5 separate regions of the Homo sapiens genome follow, and regions 2, 3, 4 and 5 are each linked to region 1. The links are chromatin contacts, found by Hi-C or POLR2A ChIA-PET in ENCODE. All regions are on one chromosome and are shown on one strand. Each heading gives the region's core, a stretch centred on a gene start or an enhancer-like site at or near the end of the contact. The rest is flanking DNA. Distances are from core to core; before and after follow the strand shown. Region 1 holds the start of RANGAP1 (Ran GTPase activating protein 1). Region 2 holds the start of RPL3 (ribosomal protein L3). Region 3 holds the start of MIEF1 (mitochondrial elongation factor 1). Region 4 overlaps LOC101927344 (a long non-coding RNA gene). Region 5 holds the start of TNRC6B (trinucleotide repeat containing adaptor 6B).

Region 1 (3,668 bases), core at 762-3,261:
GGTGGAGCTTGCAGTGAGCTGAGATTGCGCCACTGCACTCCAGCCTGGGCAACAGAGCGAGACTCACCTCAAAAAAATAAAATAAAATAAAATAAAATAAAAATTAACCAGGCCGGGTGCGGTAGCTCACGCCTATAATCTCAGCACTTTGGGAGGCTGAGGTGGGTGGATTACCTGAGGTCGGGAGTTCGAGACCACCCTGGCCAACATGGAGAAACCCTGTCTCTACCAAAAATACAAAATTAACCGGGCGTGGTGGCACATGCCTGTAATCCCAGCTACTCAGGAGGCTGAGGCAGGAGAATCGCTTGAATCTGGGAGGCAGATGTTGGGGTGAGCTGAGATCGTGGCATTGCACTCCAACGTGGGCAACAAGAGTGAAACTCCGTCTCAAAAAAAAAAAAAATTAACCAGAGTCGGGTGTAATGGTTCACTCCTGCAATCCCAGCATTTCCGGAGGCTGAGGTGGGCGGATCGATTGAGCACAGGAGTTAGAAACCAGCCTGGGCAGTATGCCGAAACCCTGTCTCCACTAAAAATACAAAAACTAGCTGGGTGTGGTGGCAGGTGCCTGCAGTCCCAGCTACCTGGGATGTAAGGTGGGAGGATCACTTGAGCCCCGTAGGTGGAGGCTACAGTGAGCTGAGATCTTGCTGCTGTACTTCTGGAGACCCTGTTTCAAAAAATAAATTAACCAGAAACCAGCCCAGTGCAATAACTCACACCTGTAATTCCAACATTTTGGGAGGCTAGGCGGGAAGATCACTTTAGACCAGGGTTCGAGACAAGCCTGGGCAACAGAATGAGACCCTGTCTCCACAGAAAAATTTAAAAATTAGCCAGGTGTGATGGCATCTGTAGTCCCCATGACTTGGGAGGTTGAGGTGGGAGGATCGCTTGAGCCCAGGAAGCCGACGCTGCAGTTCAGCGGTGATCGTTCCACTACACTCCAGCCTGGGTGACAGAAGGAGACCGTCTCTAAAAAGATAAAAAAATTTAAAGAAAAACCAACAAAAAAATTAACCTGAAACCCCAGCATCTCTTGCAGTTCTGAGATGGGACAATTTGAGGGTAAAAGGTGGTGGTGAAGCCTCCAGATAGAATAGGGACAGAACTTCTCAGCTGAACGGGGGCCCATTCCTCAGTCCAAGAGAGAGCGAGACAGAGATGCACCCCTCCACACTCACTTTATAAACCAAGAAACTGGAGCACAGAAACGTAAATTGATTTGTCCAAGGTCAGCAAAGGATCAGCGCCAGAGCAAAAGCAAAGGGCTAATAGAGAAACATCCTCTCCCCGCTCCGCAGCAACGTCAGAGACTTTCTGAGGTGAGATGCATGCTCCTGCAAAGCGTCAGCAGTGACTCACATCGATTCCAGGGACAGCGGCGCCAGCCCGGGGCCCCCGCGGGCGTGGGCCTGCTGGGAGGTGGCTCTGCGGGAGCGACGCGCGAATACAGGCCGCAAATGATAGGCGGGCGGCGCAGGAGCCCCATCTGGAATCCCCGGCGGACTCGCACCGCCTCCGGTTGACAACAATGCTAATATGAGACGCCACTGCTAGCAGCTGCAGGCTGAGCTGCTCTGGCGAGTCAGACGCCCTTTAAGCCTCAGTTTCCCCATTTGTGAAAGGAGCCAGCGCCGCTCAACAACCCCACTCCCACCGCCACCCCTGGGGCGCTCGGCCGTCGAAGGCTAAGTGAAGAAGGCCGAGGGGGCAGGCAGAAGGCGCACACGGGCGCCACGCCCTCCTCGCCCCGCACCCCTGTTCCAGGCAGGTGACGGGGAAAGGAAAGGGACCCTGACTCTACCGTAAACAGGCGGCGCCGCCGCGTGGGGGGAATCGAGCGCGCGCCTCCGCCCTCTGGGGCGGGGACGGATTTAGGGTCCGGGTCAGGCCGGGGTCGCCACCTCCGGATCCAGCGGTCCAGATGTCCAGCCGGCTAGTCTGTTAGCTCTCTCGAGCTCCCGGCCTCACGCGCTTCCAGCACCACCTGCTCTCCGCACCGCGGCGGATGATGGCGGAGGAGGAGGATTTTGAAAGCCGGCAGTTTCTTTGCTTCGATTTGATTTGTTCGAGGCCCCGGCCGGCTTGCCCTCGCCCCGCTCGCGCGGCCTCTCGGGTAGAGTAGTCCGGTTCCCCATCTGGGAGCGCGATGGGGCGCGCACCGCGAACTACCCGTCCCATGGCGCACCGCGCGCAGAGCGTCCTCCACCGCCCTCCTCTTCGCCCTCCCCTGGTGGCTTCTGGCTCTTTCTCGCAGAGACCGCAGGGAGGTGTTCAGCCGGGAGCGCCCAGAGACTACAATTCCCAGAATGCGTTGCACCCAGGTCCCTCAGCTCTTCCGGAAAGGTTTTGTTCGCGTAACTTTGTTGATAACAGGTACTGCTGGCTGCTGGGTCTCTTGGGCAAGACACAGGTATCCATTTCCCGAAAGAAAAGACTCTTTTCCGTCCCATGAAACTGAAAGGGCATTCGAAGGCTTCCACATAAATATGCACAAATTACCTGATAATTAAAAAGGGGAAATAGTAACTATCGTAGAGAAGCTCCGCAGACACCACTTGAACGGCCACGTTAACATCAACAGCAGGACAAGCTGACATTCATCGCACGCTTTCTGTGTGATGCACTGAGAAAAACACGGCGTCACCGTCCGGTCTATAATGCATGACCTTAGTCTAATCATGAGAAACCCAAGCTGAGGGACATGGTACAGAATAACTGATCTGTACCCTTCCGGAAATGTCTGTATTATGTAAGACAAAGAAAAACTGAGGAACTGTTGCCGATTACAGGAAACGAAAAAGACAACTGAATGCAAGACATGGTCCTGGATCGGATCCTGGGTGGGGATTGCTATAAAGGACAATACTGAAACAGCAAAACTTGACTATATTAGATAATAGTATTGTATCAATGTTAAATTTATTAATTTTGATTATGGTACAGGGTTATGTAAGAGACTGCCCTTGTTCTTGGAAAAAAATGCTGAAATAATTAGGGACAAAAAGGACATGATGTCTGCAACCTTTATGGTTAAAAGAAATATACCTATACATATACATAGAGAAAGCAGAGACACAAATGTGGCAAAATGTTAATCAGTTAATCTGGTTGAAGAATATGGGAGTTCTTTGAACATTTTTGCAACTTTTCTGTAGGTGTGAATTTAAGCATAAAAACACAAACAGCGTTTTTTTTTTGTTTTTTTTTTTTGAGATGGAGTTTCACTCTTGTTGCCCATCTTGGCCTCCCAAAGTGTTGGGATTATAGGCGAGAGAGTGTGAGACCAGCCTGGGCAACATGGTCAAACCCTGTCTCGACAAAAAATACAAAAATTAGTTGGACGTGATGGTGCAAGCCTGTAGTCTCAGCTAAGGGCCTGAGGCAGGAGGATCTGGAGCCTGGGAGCTTGAGGCTGCAGTGAGCCGTGATTGCACCACTGCATTTCAGCCCTGGCGACAGAGCAAGACCTTGTCTCAAAAACTGAAAAAAGAAAAAAAAAAAAAGTTAAACAGATCATGCAGGCTGGGCGCAGTGGCTCACACCTGTAATCCCAGCACTTTGGGAGGCCGAGGCGGGCGGATCACCTGAGGTCAGGAGTTTGAGACCAGCCTGACCAAAATGGAGAAACCCCGTCTCTACTAAAAATATAAAATTAGCTG
Region 2 (3,668 bases), core at 401-2,900, 2.0 Mb before region 1:
TAATGTCTCCATGGCTCAGCAACCAGTGCTGTTAGACATCTCTAAGTAGAACACACACAGGTAAGTGGCCATTATTCAAGCTTTCAGGTGAAAAAAACATGAATGAGGCAGTTCTTATGCCAGCCTCAGCAGCTCCAACCCCCCACACTAGTGTTAACTTCTCTTTGCTAAGGTTCCTGGCAAATTTACTATGCTCTGAAATCAATACCCCACACCGCACCTAAAGCAAACAGTGCTGACCATCTGTAGCCTTGGAATATTAGTTTTCAAGTTAAGCATTCCCATTCTGCTGTCGCAGCAGTTCTGACAACGTGTAACTCCTGCTTAAAAAAAAAAGTCTGCCCTCTGCTAACAGCTTGACTCCATCTCTACAATTTCCCTCCCCCTCCACTCCTATTCCCCCAACTTTTAGGATGTCTGTACATACTGGATCCCGGCCTGTCGACTTCCCGCACGATGTGAGTCATGCCAGCCTTGTATCCCAGGAAGGCTGTGAGGTGGACCGGCTTGGACGGGTCATCCTTAGGGAAGCTCTTCACCTTCCCACGATGCCTGCTGCTGCGCTTCCGAGGCAGGAAGCCGAGGGACCCATGTCTGGGAGCGGAGAACTTTCTGTGAGACTAGGTGGGAAAAAAATCACCGTCAGCACCCAAACCAAAGCAGTGCCCCCTTCTCTAGTTCCCAGCTGCTTAAGTTCCAAATCTCAGCAATACTGAAGAATCCTGACCAGACACCCAGCAAGCCGAATAAAAAGGTCATTATCTCTTCCAGGCTCGCACGTGTCAAGAATGCTTTTGTATTCGACAAAATTTAAGCTGAATCTTATTTCAAATCCTCTCAACCTGTAAGAAAACGACCCATTTTTTTTATCTAACCACACAAAAATACACTAAGTAGTGGCACTAAAAACTGCTTAACAGGCAGCTTTATATGCCAATTAGCAAGGTTTTGACCGCTAAAGAAAGGGACTCCCGGGACAAACGCTGGGTAGCAGCTAGCAATGTTAAGCTATAGGCTGCCTCCGGTGCCCGGACACTAATTACACTGATACACACAGGCCAAAGAACTCCGCAGAGCCAAATCAGAACGTGACAATCAGCACACAGTTTCTGTCCGCCCGTCAATAAGTTCATCATCTGTGGTTTCTGCGAGCTCCAGAGGCCTTCGGAGTGCACCAGCGGCCCCAGATATTCAGGAGGACTCCACAACACTCCCCTCCCCCAAGCTTCTTTACCTCCCAATGAGAACGGCGCCGAGAACCTCCACCCAAGGTCCTTCTACCCAGACAAGCAGGTTATGGGCCCTAATCCCAACTAATGATAGAATTGGTGAGGTCGAAACTTAGAAATGACTCATGGCTTTAAAAACGCCGGGCCTCCAAGCCTGCTCCCACCCTTACGGCCTCTCTCTGGCCGACCTGCAGGCCCAAAGCCAGTCCTCCAAGCGCTCTTCACAAGCCTCTCGACTTTCCAGAAAATAGGCCAGACTGAAGTCCCCGCTGGGTCGCCCGTGCCCCTAAAGCAAACCCCCGGCGCCGGCCAAGACGGGATGGCGGCGATGCGTCGCGGATTCAGCCGTGCCGACGCCGGTGACAATGAAACGGCCGCCATTACAACACATACCATCACGCCATCAAATCCCGCCGGTAGAGGCCGGTCGGCCTTACGGGTCCGCTATATAAAGCCAAATCTGGCCCCGCCCCTTCCGGCGTGCGAGCGCGCCCCCGCGGCAGACGACAGGTCGGGGGCACGTACCGAGCGCCATTTCCACGCACGCTCTTCCGCTCCTAGCTTTCGTTCAGAAGTTGACGTCAGCTTCGGAGACAGAAATTACACACTCTACGGCGAGGGGTCGGGTTCAAACTTAGTGAAAAGCCGCGGAGAGGTGGGCTAAGGGTGGGTGAGCCACAAATCTACGGCGTCCGGCAGCAGCCAAATTTGATAATAACGAAGAAAAATGGCTGCGTCGCTTCTCCTCCTGTGATATGCAGCTATCTCTGGAATTAGCGAAGAAAGACTGAAACTCTCGTTTCCTGGCTCCCACGCTGGTTTTGCGGCGACACCAATTTACCTTTAATACCTTTAATCTCGGGCATCCCTCCCTCAAGCCCTATCTCTGCCATTTCTCCCATGCTAATGCAGTGGCCCGCGCTTGATTCTGAGGGTCAGGAGCGTCCCAAGCCTGCGGAACGGCCTCACGACCTCTGGTCATGCCGAGTCCAGCTGCTCAGCCTCCCGGAGCCCCACGCCTTCCAGACCTATGCATCAGCGAGGGCTTTCGCTGATCTCTGCCTAGGCTCCAGGGTGACTCGGATCCTGACCGATTCCCTGCTTCCAGGCTGGTCCCTTACAAATCTCTTTTTTGAGACGGAGTCTCGCTCTGTCGCAGTGGCGCGATCTCAGCTCACTGCAAGCTCCGCCTACCGGTTCCCAGTTCAAGCAGTTCTCCTGCCTCAGCCTCCCGAGTAGCTGGGATTACAGGAATGCGCCACCATGCCTGGCTAATTTTTTTTTTTTTTTTTTTTGTATTTTTAGTGGAGACGGTGTTTCACCATGTTGGCCAGGCTGGTCTTGAACTCCTGATCTCGTGATCCGCCCGCCTCGGCCTCCCAAAGTGCTGGGATTACAGGTGTGAGCCACCGCGCCTGGCCCCCTACAAATCTTTCTAAGAATCAAGTATCTCGTTACTTTCCATGGCCGCCTCGTTGTTTCCTCGGAATTAAGCATCAACTTCAGCGGCCACCAAAGACGCTCCCCTAACCGTCTACTTCAGCCTCATGGCTGCGCCAGAGCACACGCTCTCATATCACCTGCTTCCTCTGTCCCACCCTGTCATCTTCTTTAATTCTGGGCCTGGCCTTTGCTCCCACCGTCGTTTGAAAAGCATTCTCTCGGCCAGGCGCGGTGGCTCACGCCTGTAATCCCAACACTTTGGGAGACCGAGGCGGGCGGATCACCTGAGGTCAGGAGTTCGAAACCAGCCTGGGCAACATGGCGAAACCCCGTCTCTATTAAAAATACAAAAATTAGCGGGGCACGATGGTGTGCGTCTGTAATCCCAGCTACTTGGGAGGCTGAGGCGGGAGAATCGTTTGAACCCGGGAGACGGAGTTTGCAGTGAGCTGAGATTGCGCCAGTGCAATCCAGCTCAAAAAAAAAAAAATTATCTCAATCCTCACACCATTCCCGAAGGACATAAGTGATAGATCTTCAATCCATTATTAGAAATCCTGGGGGCCACATATGTTTCAAAATTGAGCATTTTTTGATTTTTAGAAAGGTAATATGGTGCACATACTGTATATTATGTAATACAGCACTTTTTAAAGAAAAACAATATTCCGTAAGGAAACATGAATATTCACATGGAGTGGGACAAATATAAATAGACTCACATCAGTTCAAGGCTGACTTTGCTGCTCAAAAAATGCATCAGTTTACTTTTTGCTGCCAAATAATTTAAGAAGGTTTTTAAAATTTCAGGATACAGGCCAGGCACGGTGGCTCACACCTGTAATCCCATCACTTATGGGAGGCTGAGGAGGGTGGATCACTGGAGGTCAGGAACTTGAGACCAGCCTGGCCAACACAGTGAAACCCCGTTTCTCCTAAAAATACAAAAATTAGCAGTTGTTGTGCACGCCTGTAGTCCCAGCTACCCCGGAGGCC
Region 3 (3,668 bases), core at 776-3,275, 1.8 Mb before region 1:
CATGTAAGTGCTAGATACCACCTCACTGCCCACACTCCATTGCCACGGAAGCATCGGGGGCAGGGAGAGGCCTTGTCAGTCTAAGTAAAGATAAGACCCTGAAGAGCAAGTGGATCTAGAGGGGCTGATCCGAAGGGGAGACCCCTCCAAATGACCTCCCTCTGTCCCTCCCTCCGAAAAATAACATTCCATAGAACAAGAAAGTCAGGAGAGATATGAAGAGGTCATCTGGTATGCCGATGGAAATGCCACCAATTATATTTATTTGGGTCACAAAATTCTTTAAAAAGCAAATTAGGGCAGCCTGAAAGAGTGGAAAGAACACACATTTCAGAGTAAGACAGACTTGGCTTCCACTGAAAGCTTCTTTCCTTCTTAGCTCAGTGTCTTAGAAACTACTATGCCTCTCTCCATCTTGGTTTTCTTTTCTTTTCTTTTTCTTTTTTTTGAGACCGAGTCTTGTTCTGTCGCCCAGGCTGGAGTACAGTAGCGTGATCTTGGCTCACTGCAACCTCTGCCTCCCAGGCTCAAGCAATTCTCCTGCCTCAGCCTCCCAAGTAACTGGGATTACAGGTACAATGCCACCACTCCCGGCTAATTTTTGTATTTTTAGTAGAGATGGGGTTTCACCATGTTGGTCAGGCTGGTCTCGAACTCCTGACCTCAAGTAGATCCGCCCACCTCAGCCTCCCAAAGTGCTGGGATTACAGACGTGAGCCACCGTGCCCAGCCCTGCAACAGACTCTTGATTGGTCTCCCTGCCTCAGCCCTGGTTCCATTCCGTTATTCTCAAGCCAGACAGATCCCATTGAAAGGGAAGTCAGATCCCAGCACTTCTTGGCTCTGAACCCTGCTGTGGTTCCTTTGCACCCGCCATCTCCCTCCCAGTTCTGGTAAGGGCCTCCCCTCTGGCCTCTTTCCCAGCTCCTGCTCACTCAGCTGCGAAAGCACTGGCTTTCTCCCTGTGGCTCCTAGACCACGCTGAGCTTAAAGGCTTACCTGGGGGGAGGCCTGAAATGCTCTTCCCTGCAATGTTCTTCTCCTGGTTCTCGTCCTTTTATCAGATAGCCTGACTATTCTGCAATTGCCCACCCCTCTACTGGTAGATATTACCTTTTAATCCTCACCACAGCCCCAAGGCTGGGTGAGGTTAGGAAACTTGGCAGAGGGCAGCTGTCCCTAAGTGGTGGAACTGGAACTAGGAGCCAGCGGTGGCCCCGGTGGCCCCGGACTCCAAAGCCCCAGGCCCTGGGCTTGGCAGAGCCAGGCATGGAGGGAGGCAGTTGGGGGAGGGAGCTTCCATAGAGACACGGCCTCCGTCCTCAAATCTAGTGAGAGACAGAGAAGCAAATGGATAAATTACAGTGCCTGGCATATGGTAGGCGCCAAGAAATACGTTTTGTTGTTGAACAGATTATGAGGCGTAAGATGTGCAGACATTTCCGTGGGGCCCAAAGAAGGCACGTGAGTGTGTTAGAGGGAGGCGAGGAAGGGGCTGGGAGAGATTTCCCAGTGAAGGGGGGCATTTGAGGTAGACTTTGAAGGAAGGGTAGGAGTTTGCCAGAAGCCATGGGGCCTGGGGAGTAGGAACAGCATGGAGGGATGAAAAGAAGGCGATCTGAGAAAATGGGTTTTGAGGAGCTCTGAATATTAGTGTTAGAATTCCCTCAGGTACCCCAGGGCCCCAGCCAGAGATCAGCATATACAGTACAGGAGGCTGGCCAGGTACCCCGACAGGCTAAGGGGTTGCCAGCAGGTGAGGGGCCTACCCGGTGCGGCAGCCTTGTTGGACAGCGAGGCTACCTCCTGCCCTCTGAACTTCTGCCAGCATCGGGACCACCCCGGTACCCACAGCCGGACCCGGACACCGGAGTCCTCTGGGGGCGGGGCGCGAGTGGCCTCTGCAGGCCAGTCCCTTGGTGAGGTCACACACGGAGGCGGGGCTCAGGATTGGGGGGCGGAATCATGCGCAGGGGGCGGGGCCCGAGAGAGAGCTTGGAGAAGACCGGAAGTCCCTCCGCCTCCACTCGCCCTCGTGCTCCCTTCAGCCCCTTCGCAGCTCCGTGCGCAAGGTCGTGTCCCGGAAGTGAAGGGGCCATGTTGATGGGTGACCCGGGGAGAGGTACCCGGCCAGAGGCGAGTCCTGCGGAGTGGTAGCGCGCACGGCCTGCGGGTGAGTGAGAGAAGGAATGAGGGCCGCCGGCGGCTGGGCGGCGGGGAGGTTGCAGCGCCTCCTCTCAGGCTGCTGCCGGCGCCTCGCATGCGGCCCGGAGTCAGGATACCAGCATGCAGCCGGGGGTCTCGCCCCATCCCGCCCTGGACTTTCCCCTGGGAGACCCCTCGGCTGCCCCGCCCCGCCCCAACCTCGGAGACCTCCAGTGCCCCGAAGCAGGCCTGCCCTGGCCTCTGGGCCTCCGCACCCCGGCCCGGCCCCCACGGTTGGTGAAGTGCAGACTGGCTGGGGCTCAGCCGCCCAGTCGCCCAGCGACCTTGTAGTTACAGCCCTCGCCGTGACAGTCGCCTTTTACAGCATCAAACACTTCTGTTGATTTTCTGCATCGGGAGGTCCTTAGGGCCGAGGGATCTCTTAAACAGTTGAGGAAAAATGGGCAGGGATGGTGGCTTGCTCAAGCTTGCGCAGGAAGTTAGCAAGGCCGGAGGCTAAGGGCTCGCGGACTTTGGGCCCAAAGTCCAATCTTTTTTTCCAGCCAAATACTTCCCCCACTTGGTGTCATTTCTTTATTTCTGAAACGGAGGTGATCATTTCTTCCACATAGGGACGTTGTGAAATTCTCTCCGTTACGCATAATTTTGAGCCCCTTGTATGTGCCAAGCGCTGTGCTGGGAAAGTTCGTGGAGCACCCAGAAGTGCTGTACACACGGTCCGGCTCCAGCAAAGGGTAACTCATTCCAGAGGCAGGCAGAGTTGGGGTCAGGAGTGCAGCCCTCCCCTTGACAGCTGTGGGCCCGCGGGCAAGTTACTTCCCTCTGGGAGATTGTTTCCTCCACTTAAAATGGGGTAATGTTGACCCCTAGGGTAGCTGACAGAATGAGTTGTTATGTGAGACATGCTTCGAACATTGCACGTTGTATATAGTGCAATATAATGCAATAAGCATTTACTGTTACTAAGAACCCTGACCACCTTCTAGATTCTTAATTTAAATGTGGTCATGGGCAACAAAGCACTTTACAGATATGCTTGTGTAAGGGTTTATTGTTACTGAAGGAAGGCAGTGGCAGTTTATACTTAAATGTAATTATTTATTGAGCATTTACAAACCTGGCTAGGTGCTACTAATAATATCTGCTGTTGATAGAGTGCTTCGTGTGTGCCAAGTGCTGTTCTAAACATATTCACATACATTAAACTCATTTAGTGCTTATGCCAACCGTATGGGCAAAATATGATTTTTATCCTCACTTCACAGATGAGGAACTGAGACAGTCACAGAGAGGTTAGGAGACTTGCCCACGGTCATGCAGCTCGTAAGTGCTGGTGCCAGGATTCAAGTATGGCTGAGTGCTTGTCTTCAACCCTCCTAGATCACCCCCTGTGGTGAAGTTCTATTACCGTTCATTACGTGCACAGTTCTCAAAATAATCCTATGTGGTAGGTACTATTGCCATAATATCCTAATCTCCATTTTATAAGTGAGGAAGCTGGT
Region 4 (3,668 bases), core at 490-2,989, 1.2 Mb after region 1:
TGTGGGACCTGACCTTACATGCTCCTTGGATGGGCCACACTGGTGACCACGCGAGGCTTTGATGCTCTCATCACAGGGACCTGTTCTGAGTTTTATGTTGTCTTTGTTGGTTTCAACATTTTATGCCAAATCAGCAAGAAATTTAAATCTTTTTTCATCATGATCATTGTATTCATTCTCCTTCATTCATTGGTGAGCCTGTTCCTGGAAGCCATCTGTACCCTCGGACAGCCAGCAACGACTGAGCTACACATGGATAGAACCATGAACCACAAGAAATACCCCTGAATTCTGAACTATTTCCATATCAACTTCTCCCAAAATACCCACAGCCAGTCCAACACCATCCAACTGGATGGGAGCAGGGAAGGCGGGGAATCAGAGTGGAAAGAGACTTAGCTGAGTTATTTTTATTATTTTTAAAAGCCTTATTCATAGACATATGTGTATATTTAGAGACAGAGTCTATCACTACGTTGCCCAGGTTTGATTCTTTTTTTAGAGACAGGTCTGGAGTACAGTGGTGCAATCTTTGCTCATCACAGCCTTGAACTCCAGGGCTCAAGCCATCCTCCCACCTCAGCCTCCTGAGTAGCTGGGACTACAAGCATGTGCTGTGCCACCAAGCTGGCTTGGTGTGACTAACTGATGTCTCACCTTTGCAAACTTTACAGAAACATATGACATAGGAACACATTGCAATTACATATTGCAATTCAGCAGAAAAAAAAAAAAGAAAGACTTTCTTTTTACTGAATGGCACTGACTTACCAGGTACATACAAGCAAGTGGAGTCTGGGGACCACTTTTTGGCTGTTCTAGAGAAAGTGCCCCAAAGAGGATTCAGCAGCCAGACTCCTGTTAGTTTTCTCATCTCACTCAGAAGGCTCAGCCTCTGAAACAACCATTCCAGGACTTGGAGGCAGGGGATCTGGGTTAAAGGCCCAGCTCTGCCGTTTCCTAACTGTGGGGCCTTGGCAAGTGCAGGTCCTGTGAGCTTCACCAGCCTCATTAGCAAGAATAGTTCATGTTCCCCTGCCACGGAAGTGCCCTGTGAACTAGAAGAGAGCATGGGCAAGTATGGGGTTAGTCTCGCTAACAGATCAGCCAGCTTCTGTCTGGGCAATTCTGTCATTTAGGGTTTTGCTGGGGTGGCCCCGGGAGTCGTTTGGGAGTTCACCTATCTCCCCAGGCATGGAGAAGGGGTGGTGTTTCTGAATCAGGATTCTGAGCTGAACTGCAAACCTGACTGTGCTCCAAGTTTCTTGGACCAGCAAGCCCAGCTCCCAGAGTCCCGCTGCCCTGGCCTGAACCCGCCGCTCCACACCCCGGGCTCTCGGCAGCCGGGCGGCTCGTGGGAGGAGGCGCCATGAGCCTTCTTGCATTTCCTGCTTCAGACTTGATGGATTACAGAGGACTCCTGCTCCAGCTGTGGGGAACTCCAGCCCGCACTTTGCCTCCAGCCCGATGGTGCAAGATCCAGCTTCTCTTCAGCCTGGCATCAAACGTCTTTTTGATCAGCTTTTCATCCATTTTCTGAAAATGTAGTGATTGAGAGATGTTCTGAATCTTGCAGAATTCTGTGTCGCACCCTGGCCACACATCAATGCAGGCCTGAACCTGACCCTGGGTGGACTCCCTGCTCTCTGCCAGCCCCTTTCTCACCCCTGGGTCCCCACGGCCCCTGGCTCTCTCCCCTCTGCTAGAATCTCGCTGAGGGATTGGTGGGGAGGGGGTGGTCACGCACTGGGTGGAGATCTGGTGCCCCCTGGAGGCCGGACAGGAAGGGCCAGGGCGGACAAGGTCTTTGAGAACTCGGTGGCATCCCGCTCCTGATGGCCTGGGTCCCACCGCCCCTCCCCCAGCCTTCCTGACAGCAGAGGAGATTGATGGGGCGCTGCTCGAATGTTCTTCATCAGCGTCTTCAGTAATAAGCTTCTCCATTGGGTAACCGATCCTAGTTTAGCAAAACCGTTTGTCAACCATTTCCTCCCTTGAGCTTGATAAGAACCCCGTGGGAGAGGAGAGAGGGGGGCCCCCCAGGATCTGAAAAGCTGTGCCTCAGCCAAGTTCATGAGTCACTGGCGAGGAGGCCTGTAGGTCAGCAAAGCCTAGGAGGTCAAGAGTGCCCACATGGGGACCTACGGGCCTCAGGGCCGCAGGTTGCTGGGTTGGACCCTGGCTTGGAGCTCAGGATAGAAACCCGGAAACCCCACAGGCAAAGAAGGATGCAGAACAGAACAGGGCAGAACCAAGGACCCAGTGAGGGTGGCTGGCGTCAGAGCAAATATCAGAGTTCACAAGGTGAAATAATCCAAAAATCTATACAGAAAAAGCTAATCATTTTCTCCAATCTCTCCCCCAAAGGTGTCTACTCCTGCAGGCTTACCTGTAACCTTTGTCACTCACTCTTCTGATTCTGCAAACATATAAACCACGGAGCCACAGCCAAGAGAATCTGGACTTGTTCGTTTTTCCTGAAATAGGATATCTTAAATAATCCGTGGCTCAGCACTGCGCCCTTTTTTTTCTTTTCTTTTCTTTTTTTTTTTTTTTTTGAGACGGAGTCTCGCTCTGTTGCCCAGGCTGGAGTGCAATGTCATGATCTTGGCTCACTGCAACCTCTGCCTCCTGGGTTCAAGCAACTCTCCTGCCTCAGCCTCCTGAGGAGCTGGGACTGCAGGTGCAAGACACCACGCCTGGCTAATTTTTGTTATTTTTAGTAGAGACAGTGTTTCACTATGTTGGCCAGGCTGGTCTCGAACTCCTGACCTCAAATGATCTGCCTGCCTCGGCCTCCCAAAGTGCTGGGATTACAGGCACAAGCCACAGCACCCAGCCTCACTGTGCCCTTTTCACTGGCAGGCATTTTATTGTCCCTACAGACCCAAGACGGGGTGGGGGAGACGTGCTTTGTGCTCACCTGGCTGGTTCATGGGCAGGTGGCCTGGAGGACCCAGCCCTGGCAGCTGTGGGGTAGCTCCAGCCTGGGCCGGACAGGTAAGCGGAATCAAGAGATGGGGCCAGTTGCGGCTACAGGGCCAGGAGGGGCTGCAGCTCCTGGTCAGGGTCTTCAGAAAAGCAGGGTTCTGCTGGCTGGCCTGCAGTGGAAAGAAGACAGAGGGACAGGGAACTGGGGGTAGGGACAACCCTGCTCAACTAAGTGACCTTGAGAGGACAGGAGTCCCCACAGGAAAATCAGGAGACTGTTCCTCTGGCTGGGGTGGGCTGTGGGGAGGATGCTGGGCCAGCAGAGCCTGACAGAGCCACCCCAGTCATAAAAGGATATGTTTTTGTCAAGACTTTTCTAAACCCATAATCACCTCCCTCCTATGTCTTGGGTCAGCTTCTTTCATCGCAGGCACCACTGCGGACATTGCTGGGAGGAAGAGGAGGGAGAAGCGACGGGCTTCATTAGGAACGGTGAGTTTGTGACTCTGCCGCTAAGTGGCAGCTCCAGCTCACCCCCCCAGCTCCCTCCCACAGGCCACGGCTGGGCATGGAGAACTGGTGACTTCAGAGGCCCGGACAGAGGAGACGGGGGAGAGCGAGGGGCCGCCGTGCCTGAGGTCTGGGGGTGACAGCAGGGGATGGCCAAGGAGTGCAGGGCCAGCTTGCCCTGCCCTCTCTAAGAGAGTCTTACTGAATGTAGGGGTTGAATTGTGCTC
Region 5 (3,668 bases), core at 807-3,306, 1.1 Mb before region 1:
TCGTCATATCTGAGTGGAAAGAGCAAAGGCGGGAGACTGTATAAAGACCCAGAAGCCAGGATGACAACAAGTGTTGTGGGATTTTACAAGCATTCGTAGGTTCCTTTTCAAGGAAAGCCGGGTTTCTAGAATCCATCAGTTGTCTGCTGGCTGGCATGGCAGCCTAGTTTATGGGAGAAGCACACTAGGGAATCCTCCCTTTTCTGGCTTATAGAGATAGGTGGAGTCGATAGTCACAGGGCATTCTCATGCACTTTTTTTTTTTTTTTTTTTGAGATGGAGTTTCACTCTTGCTGCCCAGTCTGGAGTGCAATGGCGCGATCTCGGCTCACCACAACCTCCGCCTCCCGGGTTCAAGCGATTCTCCTGCTAAGCTCAGCCTCCCTAGTAGCTGGGATTACAGGCATGTGCCACCACGCTGGCTAATTTTGTATTTTTAGTAGAGACGGGGTTTCTCCATGCTGGTCAGGCTGGTCTCGAACTCCCGACCTCAGGTGATCTGCCTGCCTCGGCCTCCCAAAGTGCTGGGATTACAGGTATGAGCCACCGCACCCGGCCTCATGCGCTTTTTACCATTTTAGTTACTTTCTTTCCTGAAGCCGTCCTTAAAACATAGATGAATGCGAGTTTCTGGGAACTATGTGACCCTCATTCCCCTACATTTTTTATATTCAGGTGGCAGATTTCCTCCTACTCAGCCCAGCCCTTCTGAATAGGGTCCAAGTCATTGATTTATTCATTTATTTACCTCCTATGTGGTGTTTGGTGTGGAGCCTCACAGAGCAGTGAAGACGTGGTGTTTTTCCTTATACAGTTTACAGTCTCCTGGGGAAGACTAATGTTAAGCACATTCTTTCATAAATTGCAATTATGACCATTGCTCTGAAGAAGTAGTAAAGGATATTATGGGAGTGTTAACAGGAGGGCCTGGTCTGGACTGCGAGGGTCAAGAAGCCTTCCCAGGGTGGAGGCGAACTTTTGAGATGGCCAGGAAAAGATGAACAGAACTACTCAAAGAAGCCAAGTGCAGAGTTTCAGAGGTGAAAGAAACCAAAGATACCATCTAGGGAAGCCCAATCTCCGCCGGCTACCAATGAGAAAACGGAGGCCAGGCAGGGTGGGAGGATGGGTAAGGGACTTACTTACTTGCTGTTAGCAGTGAAGTTACACGGCCTGTGAGCCGCGGGGGCTGGAGATGCAAACCGAGCTTGGGTTTCTTAAGTGGGTAGGAGTGGAGATGTATATGCGAAGGAGAAGGGATTAGGAGTGGTGGAAACCAGGTAGGTTTTAATTTAGTGCCTAGGCTCCCTCAGCTGCAGAGCTACCTCCTGCGGTGGGGGAGGGGATTAAAGATGACTCAGACCTGCCCTAGCCCAGAGAAACTCCGTTTGCAGTGCTGAAGCATAGTTTTTATTTGGGTTTGGGGGAGGAGGTACTGAACACACATACAGGCAAAACAATAAGTGTAGAGTTCAGAATTGGGAAACCAGTCCCTCTTCTGCAGCTGTTCAGCTGTGTGATTTGGGATAAGTCACTTAACCTTTCTGAATTGCAGTTCAGTTTATACTTTTGTGCGTTTCTTTCAGTCTTTTTCTATACATTTTAGGAGTTTCTTAGAGATCAGTCGTGCCCTGTATTTCACCTCATTCTTTCAAAGCTAAAGCCTCTTGTTTGGTAGAGCTGTGTTTCAGCCCCTTTTACAGAGCAGTTTGCCAGCCTGTGCTTGCCCAAACATCTAGAGAATAACTAGCAAGCGAGCCAGGAGAAGATCCAGGAGCTGTAAGAATCGTTAGCAACTGAGCATATTTCTATAAACCAATAAAGGTTTTTCTGTTTTGTTCATCTGTTACCCTTATGCTGTTGCCACTTTCACATGCAGTGTCTGTAGGCGGAGAGTATGAGATAACAGCATTTCACAAATGAAAGTGAGTGGAAAAGGGCTGCTTCCCCTTTAAGGCAGTCTCAGCTCCAGCTCCCTCCCCTTTCCTGATTGACAAACCTACCCGAAGTCACATGATCTGCCTCTATTTGAAGGTCACAAAAAGCTGCTTCCTTTAGAGACAGAGAGGGAGAGAGAGAGCAAGAGGGAGAGTGTGTGAGAGAGAGTTAGTTCAAGCCAAAATGGCCGACAGAGTCTCTGCTGGTTTCTGAATATTTAAAATACAAAAAAACAGATAGACAAAAAGAATTCATTTTTTGGACCTTTTTTCATTTCCATTTCTACCTTGTATGCCTCAATTTGCTGGATTTAAGCACTGCTGCACTTTATGAGGTTGGTAAATATTTTCAATTTTTTTTAACCAATTGATTTATATGGATCTTGTCTAACCGTTTTCACTGGTGGTGTTGCAAATCGACATTTGTCTAGCATGGAGACTGGCTTCAGACATTTCGTGGATCTGTGTAAATCAGACCCGTGATGTACTTTGGTTCGGCATTTTAGAAATGGAAAAGACGTGGTAAAATATTTAGATTTTGAAGTGATTTAATTGCACTTTTAATGTATATGCAGATTTTCATCATCGTTTCTATCTTGCAATAAATGAAGCTGCGAGTAATTGGAAATTTGCTATTTAGAAAGAGGTTTTTAAAAAACACAGACCTCCCCCTCCCCCCTTAAATCTGCTGCAAAAATTTGCATAAATATAAATGGGTTTGCATTCTTTCGGCTGCTAAGGCCGACAAAGGATCTGGGAGGGCAAGCCCTAGAACGGGAAAGCCTTTTTCTATCTTTTTATTTTTTAAACTGGGCCCTCCTTCCTAGAGAGATGTAAAACCTAAAGTAAGACCTAATACATTTTAAACATCAGGTTGGGGGCGGGTGAACACCAGGAGGTTTGGGGTTTGTAGATTCCCCTGCTTGAAAACCTCCCAAGCAATATGTGGCTCACCCCTCTCCTTTCTGCGCGCGCTCATTTGCACTGGGTCTCTGTGTGTGTTCTCAAATGTGCAGCCAGATGCGCTTTTATTTTGATCCTGGATTCAACCAAAGGGTAGGACTATGTTGTAAACATGGTGTTTTAAAGATATGAACAGCTATTCACCGCGATTAGAAATTATTTCTTTATCAGTTCTCCCTGTGTATTAGCCTTCTTCATTCCTCACGAAATAAAATTTTTGTTTAATTTTACACAGATGCAAAACTGAGTTTTTCAGCATAAATTCATCGTGTGAGTGTGTGGTTGCCTGTTTCGGCCATGTATCCACTGCGAAGTGGTCATTTAGGGTCACATGTATAAGTAGCAGTCTATGTGATTGTTAGTAACCCCTGAAGCTGTGCAGTGCCTGAAGTTAAATTCCATTACTCCTAATGCAGGATTCTGGAAGCCTGAGAGCAGGGAGGAAAGAAAGCTGAAAACTTGCTTTCTCAGAGCCTCCTCCCCCTATCATTGTGAGAGTGTGATGTAATGCTTCTCGGTCTGGTGGGCTGAAAGGATTGTAGTTTGTGATGTGGCGGGTAAATTGCCCCCACCCCTGGGTAAATTACTCCACCCCCCTGAGCACATCCCTGGCTCTGAGAGGCCTTGTTTTCTTTTCTCTTTTTTTCCTAATTTGTATCCTCCTGATTTATGCTGTGGCATATTGGCATGAGAAAGAGACTGTTCTTCTAAATCTGTTACAAAGTATAGTTTAGAAAAGGCATTTAAAATATGCAAATGGGTTGAATT

Evidence for each region. A loop is a pair of places that touch in the nucleus more often than their neighbours do. ChIA-PET counts read pairs that join two places held with the same protein, here RNA polymerase II (POLR2A). Pooled maps may share reads with other maps.
Region 2: a loop to region 1 is called in a pooled map, with 12 times the contacts of the local background. The contact joins the promoter of RPL3 here to the promoter of RANGAP1 in region 1. A Hi-C loop is called at or near these places in 3 of 50 pooled maps. POLR2A ChIA-PET finds 5 or more read pairs at or near these places in 3 of 52 experiments (CD4-positive, alpha-beta memory T cell, HepG2 and activated CD4-positive, alpha-beta T cell).
Region 3: a loop to region 1 is called in a pooled map, with 12 times the contacts of the local background. The contact joins the promoter of MIEF1 here to the promoter of RANGAP1 in region 1. A Hi-C loop is called at or near these places in 1 of 37 single-sample maps with no recorded cell type and 4 of 50 pooled maps. POLR2A ChIA-PET finds 5 or more read pairs at or near these places in 1 of 52 experiments (WTC11).
Region 4: a loop to region 1 is called in a map of CD4-positive, alpha-beta T cell, with 19 times the contacts of the local background. The contact joins the enhancer-like site here to the promoter of RANGAP1 in region 1. A Hi-C loop is called at or near these places in 2 of 168 maps with a recorded cell type or tissue (CD4-positive, alpha-beta T cell and CD8-positive, alpha-beta T cell) and 8 of 50 pooled maps. POLR2A ChIA-PET finds 5 or more read pairs at or near these places in 5 of 52 experiments (CD4-positive, alpha-beta T cell, CD4-positive, alpha-beta memory T cell, CD8-positive, alpha-beta T cell and 2 more).
Region 5: a loop to region 1 is called in a map of B cell, with 11 times the contacts of the local background. The contact joins the promoter of TNRC6B here to the promoter of RANGAP1 in region 1. A Hi-C loop is called at or near these places in 1 of 168 maps with a recorded cell type or tissue (B cell), 2 of 37 single-sample maps with no recorded cell type and 6 of 50 pooled maps.

The regions. Positions count from the first base shown.
Region 1 is chr22:41,284,176-41,287,843 of GRCh38, forward strand. It overlaps RANGAP1 (Ran GTPase activating protein 1), which reads right to left and starts at 2,012. Exons shown (of 16, transcript NM_002883.4): 1 at 1,811-2,012. RefSeq lists enhancers at 1,715-1,784, 2,215-2,434, 2,465-2,534, 2,855-2,904.
Region 2 is chr22:39,317,973-39,321,640 of GRCh38, forward strand. It overlaps RPL3 (ribosomal protein L3), which reads right to left and starts at 1,651. Exons shown (of 10, transcript NM_000967.4): 1 at 1,623-1,651; 2 at 428-620. The coding sequence starts at 1,625. It overlaps SNORD43 (small nucleolar RNA, C/D box 43), which reads right to left and starts at 1,141; the gene lies at 1,080-1,141. RefSeq lists enhancers at 640-1,529, 1,396-1,445, 1,530-2,419, 1,836-2,255, 2,420-3,308.
Region 3 is chr22:39,500,265-39,503,932 of GRCh38, forward strand. It overlaps MIEF1 (mitochondrial elongation factor 1), which reads left to right and starts at 2,026. Exons shown (of 6, transcript NM_019008.6): 1 at 2,026-2,173. It overlaps LOC105373035 (a long non-coding RNA gene), which reads right to left and starts at 1,896. Exons shown (of 3, transcript XR_938263.4): 1 at 1,770-1,896; 2 at 1,000-1,328; 3 at 228-304. RefSeq lists enhancers at 1,806-2,307, 2,165-2,214, 2,308-2,807 and a silencer at 2,315-2,424.
Region 4 is chr22:42,442,817-42,446,484 of GRCh38, forward strand. LOC101927344 (a long non-coding RNA gene) reads left to right here. Exons shown (of 6, transcript NR_188414.1): 3 at 2,886-3,000; 4 at 3,347-3,423. Among named protein-coding and RNA genes, the nearest start is that of NFAM1, 12 kb to the left of the region's middle. RefSeq lists enhancers at 1,364-1,543, 1,551-2,317. Within about 2 kb of position 1,740, at least 35 of the 41 ENCODE cell types and tissues checked have a DNase peak (open chromatin) inside an H3K27ac peak, as active enhancers do; they include CD4-positive, alpha-beta T cell and CD8-positive, alpha-beta T cell, where a contact is called at or near this core.
Region 5 is chr22:40,175,869-40,179,536 of GRCh38, forward strand. It overlaps TNRC6B (trinucleotide repeat containing adaptor 6B), which reads left to right and starts at 2,057. Exons shown (of 23, transcript NM_001162501.2): 1 at 2,057-2,272. The coding sequence starts at 2,268. RefSeq lists an enhancer at 1,896-1,945.